2 separate regions of the Homo sapiens genome follow, and region 1 is linked to region 2. Evidence: chromatin loops called from intact Hi-C (ENCODE). Cell type or tissue: transverse colon. All regions are shown on one strand. Links, peaks and the distances in the headings refer to the core of each region. The heading gives the core; the rest is flanking DNA. Region 1 overlaps ZP2 (zona pellucida glycoprotein 2). Region 2 has its middle 82 kb from the start of LINC02890.

What was found. Hi-C counts contacts between places; a loop is a spot of excess contacts. Peaks named below come from ENCODE experiments on the same cell type or tissue, not always from the same donor. Only the 100,000 strongest peaks of a DNase experiment are listed, where the experiment ranks them.
Region 1: a loop joins it to region 2, with 4 times the contacts of the local background. A loop is called at or near these places in 15 of 110 quality-filtered maps.

The regions. Positions count from the first base shown.
Region 1 is chr16:21,192,017-21,199,854 of GRCh38, reverse strand. It overlaps ZP2 (zona pellucida glycoprotein 2), which reads left to right. Exons shown (of 19, transcript NM_001376232.1): 15 at 1-112; 16 at 189-285; 17 at 993-1,076; 18 at 2,006-2,089; 19 at 2,233-2,405. The coding sequence ends at 2,375. Among named protein-coding and RNA genes, the nearest start is that of ZP2, 16 kb to the left of the region's middle. RefSeq lists an enhancer at 4,701-4,850. In transverse colon, for the core only: no CTCF peak of the experiment used is centred there; no DNase peak of the experiment used is centred there.
Region 2 is chr16:22,691,829-22,699,666 of GRCh38, reverse strand. No RefSeq gene overlaps it. Among named protein-coding and RNA genes, the nearest start is that of LINC02890, 82 kb to the right of the region's middle. In transverse colon, for the core only: no CTCF peak of the experiment used is centred there; a DNase peak (open chromatin) is centred at 4,636; H3K27ac peaks cover 2,500 bases; H3K27me3 peaks cover 633 bases.

The DNA.
Region 1 (7,838 bases), core at 3,613-6,112, 1.5 Mb after region 2:
CCAGACCACCTTCCATCCAGTCGGCTCCTCTGTGACCCATCCTGATCACTATCAGAGGTTTGACATGAAGGCTTTTGCCTTTGTATCAGAAGCCCACGTGCTCTCTAGCCTGGTAAGTGATTCAGAAGTCACCAGGGACAGGTTAAATGTTAGTGCATCGATTCCATGTAACTCTCTTCTGTCTCCAGGTCTACTTCCACTGCAGTGCCTTAATCTGTAATCGACTCTCCCCTGACTCCCCACTGTGTTCTGTGACCTGCCCTGTGTCCTCTAGGCACAGGCGAGGTAAAAACTTCAAATTCCTGTTTCTGTGAGTCTAATTCAAAGCAAGTATCAACTTTTTAGAATAGAAGATCTTAAGGACTGGTATAACTCATACTTTATTTACTGCCCAGAGCTCTTGTTGGCCCAGTCAAAACTTGGTCCAGTCTACCTTACTCATGTGACAGGTCTAAGATGAACAGTTTCTTGTCTAGTTCTATAGACGATGAGTTCTTTAAGAATCTATCCTTTTTTTTTTTTTTTTTTTTTTTTTTGAGACAGTTTTGCTCTTGTTGCCCAGGCTGGAGTAAGATGGTGTGATCTTGGCTCATTCCACCTCCAGGGTTCAAGGGAAATGATTCTCCTGCCTGAGCCTCCCAAGTAGCTGGGATTATAGGAACCCCCCCAACATACCCAGCTAACTTTTATATCTTTAGTAGAGACAGGGTTTCACCATGTTGGCCAGGCCAGGCTGGTCTCAATCTCCTGACCTCAGGTGATCCACCTACCTCGGCCTCCCAAAAGTGCTGGGATTATAGGCATGAGCCACCACACCCAACCCCAAGAATCCATCCCACTTCTACAGTAAAGGGCATAACCTCGCCTGCAAAGGCAAGACAAACCACATGAACAAAATACTCCAGAGAGCTTCTACTTCTAAGCATTCCATTGACACACCTCTCGAACCACTATTCCAGAGGCCAAACACAAACTTGATCATCTGTCTCCAGCCACAGGGGCCACTGAAGCAGAGAAAATGACAGTCAGCCTCCCAGGACCCATTCTCCTGTTGTCAGATGACTCCTCATTCAGAGGTATGGACCTAAAGCCTGGAGTACTTCCTGGATTCAAGTTCTTAGCTTTTTATGCCAAGCGGTCAGTGCTTACATATACTATGTACCCGTGGTGAGTCTAAACAATAGAAGAATAAAAGACTAAGTCTCTTCCCAGAAGTAGGCTTCTATTAAGTCTCCTGTGTACCCTTCTAGAAATCACTTCAACACAAGTAGGATCATAGCTTCTACCTACTGATCTAGAACTTGGTCTCTAATCTGTCTTATCTACCTTATATCTGTACAAAGAACCCTTAGGATTCCACGTGGCTCTACCTTAGTCATGATCCTCATTCATGGATATCTATAGGTTTATTTCTAGTTTTGTCCTCAGTCCATACTAGAATCCTTCTTTTTTTCTTTTTGAGATAAAGTTTTGTTCTTGTCACCCAGGCTGGAGTACAATGGTGTGATCTTGGCTCACTGCAACCTCTGCCTCCCAGGTTCAAGTGATTCTCCTGCCTCAGCCTCCCGAGTATCAGGGATTACAGGCACCTGCCACTGTGCCCAGCTAATTTTATTATTTTTAGTAGAGAAAAGGTTTTACCATGTTGGCCAGGCTGGTCTCAAACTCCTGACCTCAAGTGATCCGCCTGCCTCAGCCTCCCAAAGTGCTGGGATTACAGGTGTGAGCCACCACACCCGGCCACAAAAAAAAAAAAAAAAAATCCTCTTGAATTTCTTGTATAGTAGTCAAAGATTTAAGATATGTTTCTAGCAAGATTAGGTCAGAGCATGTGCATCTTAACATGCTATGGCCAAACTTAAGTGTGTATTAGTTTGTGCCTGTTAACACATACCCTTACCTGAGATAGCCTTAATGAACAACCTGTGGGATCACACCCTCAGGGGACAGCTAACCACATCGACTAGCATGAAGATGTTGTACTAAACTCTCAGGTTCTTCCCAGGTGTCGGCTCATCTGATCTAAAAGCAAGTGGGAGCAGTGGGGAGAAGAGTAGGAGTGAAACAGGGGAGGAGGTTGGCTCACGAGGTAAGTTTATTCAATGTTGCAAACTTCTGAAATAAGCCTGTTGAAGGCTTAGTTTTACCCCCTTCTCTGGGGAGCCTTATGTAAGGCTTCCACTTACCCTTATTTAAAAATACTTAAGACTCAAATGTCTGCTTCCTTTGTAGGTGCTATGGACACCAAAGGGCACAAGACTGCTGGAGATGTTGGTTCCAAAGCTGTGGCTGCTGTGGCTGCCTTTGCAGGTGTGGTGGCAACTCTAGGCTTCATCTACTACCTGTACGAGAAAAGGACTGTGTCAAATCACTAAATGGGCTTCTAAATAAAGCAGTCAAAATAAGCCTCTTGCCTTCCACATTCTTATTAAGATTAGATGACAAGGGATCATTTCTTTTGTTCCTCAGTGTAGAGGCAGTACCTAGCCACAATCCTCTGGGCAGGATTTGTATATAGATACAAATAGGGAAGTTCATGGTATAATTGTTTCCTGTCATTTGGCCCCTTCTGATCCTCTAACCCCAATACATGAGTCCTCTGACACTCCCAGTCAACAGTAGGGCTTTAGCTATAGCCCAGCTCTGGGGGTACACTTGAGTCTACAAGCTCTTACACAGGATAAGAAGCCAGCAAGCTACCCATGATCACTGGCATAAATCCAACCCCCCTTCTTTTAAGGGAAGGGAAACCAGATGTTCCTAAGAAAGTAATATAAGAACTTACTTCAAGGTAATTCCTAACTCAAGTTACACTCAAGCTTACAACTTTCCTGAGCTTAAAAGGACTTAGTTACCTTCCCACTTATAACTAAAGACAAGCAATCTTTCTTTGGTAGGGAAAGGAATACTAAAGTGCCAGAGTCCTAAGGCTCAGTTATAACATTCCAAGAATCAGACTCCACCATTCAACTGAGCCTAGAGTGAGTTTTCCATTACCTGCATTCGATCTTGACCGTCTCCTGAGGCCTTCGTCCTGAGGGTAGCCAGTCTTATTCTAAGTAATTATGTCATCAACATGACTAGTGTCTGCTTTATACTGCAGCTCTTAGAGACCTTCAAGATATATGGAAATTCACTTGTATTCTAGAAAACTTGAGTCTAAAATTTTTGCAAGGAAATATTTCAAATCTACGTATGGCAGGAAGAATAAGTGATGAAAGCTTCTAGTGGCTGGATTTAAATGTCAGCTCAGTCATTATACTCTTGGGTTTTTCAAAAATCTAACCTTGAGGTTGAATATCGTGATGTCTATCTGGTCATCTTGTGGTTTTCTATAGGTGCAATCTCGGCTTATTGCAACCTTCGCCTCCTGGGTTCAAGTGACTCTCCTGCCTCAGCCTCCTCAGTAGCTGGGATTGCAGGCACCTGCCACCAAGCCCAGCTAATTTTTGTATTTTTAGTAGAGATGGTGTTTCACCATGTTGGCCAGGCTTGTCTCAAACTCCTGACCTCAGGTCATCTGCCTGCCTCGGCCTCCCAAAGTGTTGGGATTACAGGCATGAGACACCGTGCCCGGCACCTGTTCTAGAATTCTGCCACACAGACTTAAAAGGTAGCTTTCTAAATCCTTTGGTTAGGTCTTACAGATAAGACTCTGATGTAGGGAAAGAACCACACCTACCTTATGTAGAGGGTCTGGCATTTCTAGAGTAATAGGGTCAAAAGCTCAAATTGTCTCATCAAAAGCCTTCTTTGGACCTTCTTTTAAGGATCCAAGGCATTCTGCTAAATAGTTTTAGATTCAAAATTCTGTGTGACTTTATCAAGTTGCATTGTATATCATAACTAAATCTCACGTACCATGCTTTTTAATGGCATTTTTAAAAATGGCCACTTAAATGACTTCCTGACCCTGAATGACACCTACCCCCGACCCATGTCTAGGAATTACATCCTAATCCCTAGAGCCTGTGAATATTAGTTTTACATGGCAACATGGACTCTGCAGATGTGACTAAGGGTCTTGACATGGTAAGATCATCCCGGTGGGCCCAATCACAAGTGTCCCTATAAAACAAGAAGGTCAGCAGGGCACGGTGGCTCATGCCGGTGATCCCAGCACTTTGGGAGGCTGAGGCATGTGGATCACCTGAGGTCAGGAGTGCGAGACCAGCCTGGCCAACATGGTGAAACACCATCTCTACTAAAAATACAAAAAATTAGCCGGGCATGGTGGCGGGCGCCTGTAATCCCAGATACATGGGAGGCTGAGGCAGGAGAATTGCTTGAACTCGGGAGTTGGAGGTTGCAGTGAGCCGAGATTGCGACATTGCACTCCAGCCTGAGCAAGAAGAGTGAAACTCTGTCTCAAAATAAAAACAAGGTCAGAATAGGATGTATCAATGGAAGCAGAAATTGGAATGATAGAGAGTCACAGAAAACACAGGCCGCCTCTAGTAGGGGAACAAGAAAATATCTTCCCATAGAGCCTCTAGAAAGAGTACAGCTCTGCTGTACCACTTTAGACTTCTGACCTCCAGAATTGTGAGATAGCTTAACGGCATGAAACAAACTTGTTACAGCAACAATAGGAAATTAAAATACTGAGTCACTACCCACAACTTGAAAAACATGGCTTAAAAGTGCACATTTTACAGATGAGCAACTTGAGCCCTAAAGAAGCTTGTCCAGGATGTCACAGCCCCTTGATTTCAGAGCTAGAGCCTCTCAGCTGCAAGTTGGTCCACTTGTATAGAGTCATATTGGGAATCAAAGTCCCCTGGGTCTCAAGGCAGCCCACAGCGTGACTTGGTTCTGATGTGTTTGCCAAAAATGCTAAAGCAGAACTTTGAGAGTGGAAAGCCAAGCTGGTGTGGAGCAGCTGCCGGGATGAACACTTGTTGCCATGGTAGCCTGGGAGCAGTTGACTAAAGTCGTGTTCTTGCCTTCTGAAAGTAGGCATCCTACTATATATGGGGGAGGCAGCCTCCTCAGACAGGAACTGTGTGGGAAGAGAGTCGAGCTTAAATCCTGAGAGACTGCTGCTTCAACCACGTTAGTGTGCTTGCAATCTCCTTTATCACGTAGTGATGGGCTGTAATTGTCATACAGGTGTCAAGAGTAGAATGATGGAGCTTTGGGGTTCTAATAGTTTGAGCAGTTCTGATTGATGGTGGAGGTTGCAGGAGTTGAAAACAGACTTGTGTGCCCTGGGAAGGCACCTGTAATGTAATGTACTACTTTCCCCTGCCCTGTTCTGCATTAGGAAGTTCTGTGGGATGCGCAGGCTCTAGAGCAAGAGTTGGGTTTGGGTTCGGGATCTACGTCTCCCTGGCTGTGTGGCCTCGGGCAGATAGAACAATCTCTGAGCCTGCTTCCGCATCTGTAAAAAGGGAACACAACCTAATTTGGAAGCGTGTGAGGGTTCAACAAGATAACCGTTGTATTGATGTAGGCACTGCCCAGTCAGCATTGGAGTATCTCAACATCAAGAAAATAGCACTGTTCTAACTCTAAATAAAAACTCAGATAACATTATGGACAATAACTGTGACTTGAATAAGTCTGTGTGCTATATACCAAGGCATATGTAATCAAGTGCATATGTGGTAGAATGTACACCTGATTGTACAGACCTCTGGCCTAGACACCATCTACCAAACTAAAATCTTTAGGGAGACACCACCTACAAAACTAGACACTATCAGCTGGGCATGGTGGCTCACTCCTGTAATCCCAGCACTTTGGGAGGCTGAGGCAGGCGGATCACCTGAGGTCAGGAGTTTGAGACCAGCCTGGTCAACATGGTGAAACACCGTTTCTACTAAAAATACAAAAAATTAGGTGGGCATGGTGGCAGGTGCCTGTAATCCCAGCTATTTGGGAGGTTGAGGCAGGAGAATCACGAACCCAGGAGGTGGAAGTTGTAGTTAGCCAAGATTATGCCACTGCACTCCAGCCTGGACGACAGAGGTAGACTCCATTTCAAAACAAAACAAAAAACAAAAACTTAGACACCATCTACTAAACTAGAATCTTTAGGGAGTGGAGTCTAAGCATGTTTAGGCTCTATAGGAGGCTAAATCATGGCCCCAAAGATATTCACGTGCTAACCTCTGGGACTTGTGAATTTTCCCTAATATGGCAAAAGGGACTTTGCAGTCATAATTAAGGTAAAACGGTGAGATGGGGAAATTATCTAAATTATCCAGGTAGGCCATACATATAACTGCATGTGTGCTTGTAAGAGGGAGTTTTGACTATGGGGAGAAAGCAGTACAATGATGGAAGCAGAGGTTGGAGTGATGCACTTTGAGATGGAGAAAGGGCTATAAGCCATGGGATACAGGGGAACACTAGAGGCTGGAAAATGCAAGGAAATGGATCCTCCCCTAGATCCTCCAGAAGGAACCAGCTCCACCGACACCTTGGCTTTAGTCCAGTGAAAGTGATTTCAAACTTCTGACCTTCAGAATTGTAGCAGAATAAATCTATGTTGTTTTAACCCACTAAACTTGTAATAATTTGTCTAAGCAGTGAAAGAAAACTAATCCATGCTCCTCAGATGACTCTGACACATATCCCTGGATAGAAATCACTGTGCTAGTGAAGGCAGAGCCTACCACACTTCATCACAGACAACACATTACAAACACACACTGTTGCTTGCACATAGGATCTAAAAGCATGGGGAGCAGTTTATAGCTTCAGGAACTTGGCACTTAAGTTGCAACTAGTTCCATTTCCAAACAGTGATGTATCGTAGTTGAAAGAAGAGGCATTGCTGAGAATACAGGTCCTGAGACAGGGGTGAGAAAAGAAAAGAACTTTGATCTGAGAAATATAAGTCCTTCTAAACTATCAGGGCCAGAGACAGTAAGATGAGATAGTCAGCTGGGTGCCGTGGGTCACACCTGTAATCCCAACACTTCGGGAGGCCAAGGTGGGCAGATCACGAGGTCAAGAGATCGAGACCATCCTGACAACATGGTGAAACCCTGTCTCTACTAAAAATACAAAAATTAGCTGGGCATGGTGGCGCACACCTGTAGTCCCAGCTACTCAGGAGGCTGAGACAGGAGAATTGCTTGAACCTGGGAGGCAGAGGTTGCAGTGAGCCAAGATCATGTCACTGCACTCCAGCCTGGCAACAGAGTGAGACTCCATCTCAAAAGAAAAAAAAAAAGGAAAAAAGATGAGACAGTCATCACATCCTACTCCTCCCTTGAGCTAAGTATCCATCTCTTGAAACTGCTTACTATTGCCACAAGTAGCTTTAAGTTAACCTAATAATGCTGCACCAGACATATAACCACACCCTATAGCTTAACAATGTATAGCCAATCACACATCAATGTTATTTCTGAAAAACAATGAGAATTCCTGACAAAGAACTGTGCATCAGCTCACTCCCTGTCCCCCCTTTTTTGCCTTTAGAAATCCACTTGTAAATGCTGCTAATAGGAGTCTATAACTCATGTCAACTTGAATCCATGCTCCGGGGTTGCAATCCTCAAACTTGGCCCCAAAAAACTCTCTACTTTTAATTCTGCCTCAGTTTCTCCCTTTTAAGTCAACAGGGAATTTAGTTTCTCTCCCATTGGATGCAAAGATGTGAATTACCTCTGATAGTGCCCACCACTGTGTCAATAACCAGAAAATCCACAGCACAACATTGCTTCTGGTTTGAAAGTGATGATGTGTTGAGTGGGAAGCTGTCTCATCGTGGGCAGCACAGGGGTTGCGGAAAGGTAGAACATGCAGCCTGTGGCACAAGGTGTGTGCTCAGGCTTATTCTCGGTGTTGTGGGCTCAATTGTGTCCCCCCACAACAAGTTC
Region 2 (7,838 bases), core at 3,578-6,077:
TTGACTCAGATCGCTTCCTCCTCACAGATGTACAGAACTCTGTGTATTTGCCATCATCATCATAATTACTAAGATTGGTTGAACACTGCACTTCCTATGCATGACACACTTTCTAAGAACCTCACGTGCATTATTTCATTGAATTCTCACCACAACTCTATGACCAGTACTGTTATCATCCCTTTCACAGAAGGGGAAACTGAGGCACAGAGAAGGCGGTAAAGTATCTACAGTCACTCAGGTGGTGACGAGCAAACCCACCGGATTGGGGACATCCCAAGGGTAGGGAAACTGTCCACATTCCTTCCCTGTCAAGCATTTATTGAGCACCAATGGTCTGCCCTGTGCTAAGCACTGGAGATACGGTAGCAAAAAAGACATAATGGCCTCTGCTTGCATGAAACTTGGGTTCAGGAGGGAACACACAATAAACCAAAGTTATTTACATTGTTAATTACATTTGAGCTACATGCCTGGAAGGAGAAGTACAGGGTGCCCAGTGAGTAAGGTGTACGGGTACTGGAGGCTCAGGGAAGGCTTTCCTAAGAAAGAGGCCTGGATGGCAGAAGAAAGGAAAAGGCTTTTCAAGAAAATAGAACTTCTCCATGCAGAGGCCTTGGGCAAAAGGGATCTAGATGCTTTAAGGAACTCAGAGGAGACCAATGTATAATAGCTCCAAAGGAAGGCAGTGGGAGAGAGAAAGGTGGAGGGGGAAGTCATGCATGATTATAGGCATTTCAAGGCCTTCAGGCTTCATCATTTCTGTAACCTCAGCACATGGAACACAGTGGGCACTCCATCATGGTTTGCAGTGGTTGTTAGTGTTTTAAATGAACAAAGCAACCATTGAAAGAATGAAGAAGTGATTTTGAGCATTTGGGCTGCCAGCAGCTATTCTACCTACCAGTTTTCCAAGTCAGAAATATTTAAAAGAGAAGAAGACTTTAGATTTTGTTTAAAAAAAAAAAAATCCCACCAGGTAGAAATTGGCTTTCGAAACAAAAAAGACTGGTCTTTTTGCATTGGGAAGGGTTTATACTTACATTATTGGTATTTTGGACAGTGGTTACCAAAAACCATAGAAAAAAGGCTAACAGAAATCTATAGCTATGGATCTTTTTTCATTTTTACTTTTTACCGAATCTGAGCTCAACTGATGCTCATTGCCAACAAGAATCTATGGTTTGGGGGGAATCTTTTATTTGTAATTATTTGGTCTCTGAAGTAGGTCATGTGATTTATGGGATAAGTTGATTAGGGAAATAACTGCATGAGCCCTGAAGAGAAGACCAAGTTTGTATCATTTGCCCTAGAAAGTAATGGAGATTAAGAGATAGGCTGGGCACAGTGGCTCATGCCTGTAATCCCAGCACTTTGGGAGGCCAAAGCGGGCCGATCACTTGAGGTCAAGAGTTCGAGACCAGCCTGACAAACATGGTGAAAACCTGTCCCTACTAAAAATACAAAAATTAGCCAGGAGTAGGGGTGGGCACCTGTAATCCCAGATACTTAGGAGGCTGAGGTAGGAGGATTCGCTTGAACCTGGGAGGTGGAGGAGGTTGCAGTGAGCTGAGATCGCACCATTGCGCTCCAGGCTGGGTGACAGAGCAAGACTCTGTCTCAAAAAAAAAAAAAAAAAAAAAAAAAAGAGAGAGAGACAGAGAGTGTGACTCCCTGTCTATAAAGCCCTATTTCTGGGCTGGAGATGCATCACCTCTACAACTGACCAAGACAAATAAATGTATTCTCCTTAAAGCCCCCAGAAGGAATGCAGCCCTACCCACCTGTCGGTTTCAGCCCGGTGAGACCCACTTCAGACTTCTACACACCTATTCATTTGTGTTGTTTCAAGTCACTAAATTTGTAGTAATTTGCTACAGCATCAACATGAAACCAATATAAGAAGCCAGATGCAGTGGCTCATGCCTATAATCCCAGCACTTTGGGAGGCCGAGGTGGGTGGATCACTTGAGGCCAGGAGTTCAAGACCAACCTGGCCAACATGGAAAAATCCCATCTCTACCAAAATACAAAAATTAGGCCAGGCACAGTGGCTCACACCTGCAATCTCAGCACTTTGGGAGGCAAGGCAGGAGGATCACTTGAGGTCAGGAGTTCGAGACCAGCTGGCCAACATGGTGAAACTCCATCTCTACTAAAAATACAAAAATTACCTGGGCATCATGGTGGGTGCCTGTAATCCCAGCTAGTCAGTAGGCTGAGGCAGGAAAATCACTTGAACCTGGGAGGCAGAGGTTGCAGTGAGCCGAGACCACACCACTGCTCTCCAGCCTGGGCAACAGAGCTAGACTCCATTAAAAAAAAAAATACAAAATACAAAAATTACCCAAGCATGGTGGCACACACCTGTAATCCCAGCTACTAGGGAGGCTGAGGTAGGAGAATTGCTTGAACCTGGGAGGTGGAGGTTGCAGTGAGCCAAGATCACGCCACTGCACTCCAGCCTGGGCAACACAGAGAAACTCTACTAAAAAGAGAGAGAGAGAAAAAAAAGAATTAGAAAGAAAAAGAAAGAAATCAATATAGAAAGTATAGGGGAGACAATAATCTGATTGGCATCACATTTTTAATTAACAACAAATATTAACTGGAAAACAATGGAGCAATATCTTCAAATCTGTGCAAGGCCATGGCAACAGATTTAAATATCAAAGGGAAATTGAAGAAAGTCTAACAAAATTAAAACTTAAGTAATTGACCAAAGAAGAAGAAAACCTAAACAGATCAATAACATGAACGATTGGAAAGGTCAAGATCTACCATTTTAAAAATCACCACACTTGCATAGATTTACATCCAAGTTTACCAAGCCTTAAAAAAAAGATAATTCTTCCTATATTATTAAAGTATCTTAGACTACAGAAAAAAATGAAACTCCCCAAGTTGACTATGACTTCGAAGAAGTTAGCAAAGCACTTTGCACAAAGCTCTTAGAACCATTCTGCCTTGTTCAAGTCATGGCTATAATACTTACTGGCTGTGTGACCTTGGGCAAGTTATTTATTCTCTTCCTTTCTCCACTCCCTTCTCTGTTAAATGACGAGGAAACTCTACTTCATGGAGATTGTTGTGAAGATTAAGTGAGTTTATAACTATCAACTGCTTAGAACAGTGTCTGGTGCCTATTAAGGCCCACATGCATACATATTTGATATTACTACTTTTATGAAATTAGAATCACCTTATTAGTTAAGCCTGATGAAGAAAGCACAAAAACAGAAAGCCACAGACAAATTCATTTATGAATACAGATACACATTTGTAAATAAATATTAGAAAATTAAGCTCATCAGTTCATCAAAAGAATAATACACTTATATTAGGAGCACAAGAATGGCTTAACATCATAGCTGGGCATCATGGTGGGCACCTGTAATTCCAGCTACTTGGGAGGCTGATGCAGGAGAATCTATCACTGTGATCCATTATATCTACCACTTAAAGTAGAAATTTCAGATGCTGTATGGTTGTAAGATAAACCTATAAAAATGAAGAGCTTTTCTATCAGTAATTATCACATAGTACTTTTTATTTTATTTATTTATTTTTTTGATACAGGATCTCGCTCTGTTGCCCAGGCTGTAGTGCAGTGGTGCAGTCACAGCTCACTGCATCCTCCATATCCTGGGCTCAAGCGATCCTCCCACCTCAGCCTCCTAAGTAGCTGGGACTTTGATACAGGATCTCGCTCTGTTGCCCAGGCTGTAGTGCAGTGGTGCAGTCACAGCTCACTGCATCCTCCATATCCTGGGCTCAAGCGATCCTCCCACCTCAGCCTCCTAAGTAGCTGGGACTACAGGCGTGCCACCGCATCCAGCTAATTTTTGCATTTTTCTTCGTAGAGACAAGGTTTCTCCATATTGCCCAGGCTGGTCTCAAACTCCTGGCTCCAGTAATCCTCCAGCGTCAGCCTCCCAAAGTGCTGGTATTATAGGAGTGAGCCACTGCGCCCAGCCCCACATAGTACTTTTAATAATTAAATAAACTTAGCAAAGTCAGTGTGGGCAATATGAGAAGGTCATGGAATGCTAGTCCAAGAAATCTGGTATTTATGAAATATATAGCAGGAAAAATTCAAGATGCCAAATAACATAAATAGGTCTATGTCTTTGGAGATGGATAGCAGTGAGGATTCTGAAGACAGAGAGACCCTTAGGAAATTATTGCAATAGTCCAGTCAAATGGTAGAGGAAAATTGAGCTGAGACAGAGGTCTTTCCAGAGGAATAATCGCTGGTACTGCTTTGGAGAAATAAACAGAATTTGTTAACTAAAGTCCAGACTGGGTAGACTGTTTTTACTACTAGGCTAAGGAACACGGGTGAAGAGAGTATTTCGGGAAAGATGACATTGAGTTGAGTCAAGCTGATTTTGAAGCACTCCCAGAACACCCACTGGTTAGAAAGGCAGATCAGAAGCTTCAAATAAAAGCAGGGACTAAAAAATTAACAGAGAGATTATTTAAGAAGCAACGATTCTGGAGCTACGAGAGGACATGAGGTCACCCAGGGAGAATGTGTAGCCTGCAAGGAAGGCTGAGACAGAACCTCAGAACATGCTGACATTTAAGGGATGGAATGAAAACAGCCGGTCAGTAAGAAGTTCTAGTGGTTGTTGGAGAGCCAAGAGCATGCAGAGCCCCATAAACTAGTGAAGAGATCCAAAAAGGATCACAAACCCAGCAGTTTGGAATGCCAAAGCAGGATCAAGGCGGAGGAGGAGCATTCAGCAAAGCAGCCTGCAGGTCCTTAGGAGAAACAAGTTCAGTGAAATGGGCATCTTGCAGCCCATTAAGCAGAGATAGAAAGTAGGTGGACTAAAGAATCCAAACGGCTTTTCAGTAAAAGTGGGTAAGAGCTTCAATTTGGGGATCAGGTTAACATGGATTCACATCTCAGCTCTACTGTTGGACATTTGTCAATCATTCCATATCTCTGAGCCTAACTTTCCTTATATGTAAAATAGGATAGTCCCAGTACTATCTTCGTAGGAGTTATTGTGACAATGGAGATAATCCATTAAAGGGGCTTAGATTGGCATCTAACATAGTTAAGAGGTCAGTAAACTTGGGGGTATTTGCGGGGCACAGTGGCTCATGCCTGTAATCCCAGCACTTTGGGAGGCCAAGGCTGGTGGATCACTTAAGGTCGGGAGTTCAAGACCAGCCTGGGCAACATGGTGAAACCCCATCTCTACTAAAAATACAAAAATTAGCCAGGCATGGTGGCGCAAATCTGTAATCCCAGCTACTCAGGAGGCTGAGCCAGGAGAATCGTTTGAACCCAGGAGGCAGAGGTTGCAGTGAGCCAAGATCGTGCCACTGCACTTCAGCCTGGGAGACAGAGTAAGAGTCCGTCTCATAAAAACAAAATGAAACAAAACAAAACTTGGGGGTATTATTGTTATTTCAATAAAATAGATGATGATCCCATCTGCTGAGAAAGGGATGAAAGCAGGTGGAAAGGGAGGAACAGCTGCTTACGTGTGTTTAAATAGACTACTTCCCAAAGCTTTTTTTTTTTTTAAATAAAAAATGACCAGACAGCTGAGATGAACTTGAAATAGACCTGGCCATCCAACCCAGCCAGACCACTCTTCCCAGAATCACTCACTGACTGAGCACTGGAGTGGTGGGAGCGGAAGAAATAAATTGTTGGGAGAATTGTTGGCTTGAAGAATGGCAAGGGTTAAAATGATCTGGTGTGGGAAAAGGACAGGATTTGAGCACAATAGGGAGAGCTCACTTAGACTTGGAGGCCGGGGCAGAGTTGTAGGAGTCATACCAGGGAAAGATCAAGCTAATTTATAGGAAGGAAAAAATCTAGAAATGAGGAACTTGAGTCGGAGGGGGTGATTCAGAGAACTGAGCATATAACCAGTCATGCTTCTTCCATTTTTTCGTATGGTCACTCTCTTACCTAGATACCTATGATACATTCAATAATCATTACTTTGGCCAGACACGGTGGCTCACACCTGTAATCCCAACTCTTAGGGAGCCCAAGGCAGGAGGATTCCTTGAGCCCAGGAGTTCAAGATCAGCCTGGGCAACATGGTGAGACCCTCTCTTTACAAAAATTTTAAAAATTACCCAAGCATGGTGGCATTCACGTGTGGTCCCAGCTACTCAGGAGGCCACTTAAGTCCAGAAGGTCCAGGCTGCAGTGAGTCATGTTCATGGCACTGCACCCCAGCCTGGGTGACAGAGAGAGAACCTATCTCAAAAAAAAAAAATCATCATCATCATTTCTTAAAACAACATTAATCATAGGTCACCTTTTTAGAGGCAAGCAGGCATTCTGTTAAACACAGTCCCCATATCAATTCTATGGGTCAAGAAGCCCTTGATGCCCATTACAGGTAAGTAAACTTTCACAGAGTGACAGGACTAAGATTTGAACCTGGGCAATCTGAATCCCAAGGCTGAGTAACCACAGCACATAACTATAAGCAGGGCATTTCGGTACGCAGCTTCTTGGATGACCTCAATACTCCCTGCCTCCTGGTAGCCCCACTCTTGTGTAATTCCCTCCCCGCTTGTGTGTGGGCTTTATTTAGTGGCCGACTTCTAGCAAGCAGAATGCAGAAGAGGAGAGATGTCACTTCTGGAATTAGATTACAAAGAGATGGCATCTTCCGTCTGGAGCACTCTCTCACTCTCACTCCAAGGGAAGCCAGCTGCCATGTTGTGAGCTGTCCAAGGATCCCAGTGACAAAGAACTGAGGAAGTCCTCTGGCCAGCAGTCAGCAAGAAACCGAGACCCTAGACCCTTAGCTCCAACAGCCTACAAATAACTGAAACCTTCCAAAAACCATGGGAGGGAGCCTAGAAGCAGATTCTCCCCAGCTGAGACTTCACATGAGACCACAGCTCCAGCATGTACTCTGACTGCAACCTGGTAAGAGACTTTGAGGTCTGACTGCAACCTGGTAAGCAACCTCAAGCCAGAGATACACAGGAAAGCCATGCCCAAATTCCTAACCCACAGAAACTGAGACAATAAATGTTTGCTGTTTCAAGCTGCTAAGTTGTGGAGTGATTGGTTATGCTGCAATAGTTAGTGAGTGCATCTACTCTGTGCCTAACACTTCCTAGATGTTAGGAATAAGACTTGGTCCCTGACGTCTGAGCATTTATAGGGGAAACAATGATATAAACAAATGATTCCAGCACAACATGGCCCAGGGTGGAGAATTGCACTAGTGGGCAACTGTAATGGAGGGAAACCAGAAAATATTCACAGAGGAGGTGAAATTTGGTTTGCATCTTGAAGGATGAATCAAAGCTAGCTAGACGGATGAAGGGGAATGGATAGTCAAAGCAAAGAGAACAGATACATGCCAAAGTACAGAAGATGAAACAGCAATTAAATATTTGTGGTTGAGTGTAGCTGACAGTAGAGACAACCAAGTAATGGAAAATCTTGCATGCTTTGCAAAAACCTCTGAACTTTCAAAAGACTGTCATGTACAATACATACTTGATTTATTTGAGAAGCTGCACTCTTTAGAAGTCATTTTTAGGTCAGAGGTCACAAGCTGGCATCCCTTGGAGAATATGGCCAGCACACATGCTTCTTTGGCCCTCAAAGTTATTTTACTAGTTTGAATTAGTTATTAACATTTAACAAATAAGAGATTTCAGATGAAGATCCACATTTCCAGCTTTGATTAAAATATCAGAAGATCCCAACAGGTGTGGGGATCACACCTCATTCAAGCTCAGGAGTTCAAGAACAGCCTGGGCAACATAGCAAGCTCTTGTCTCTACTAAAAAAAAAAAAAATTAATAAGCCAGGCATGGTGGTGCATGCCTAT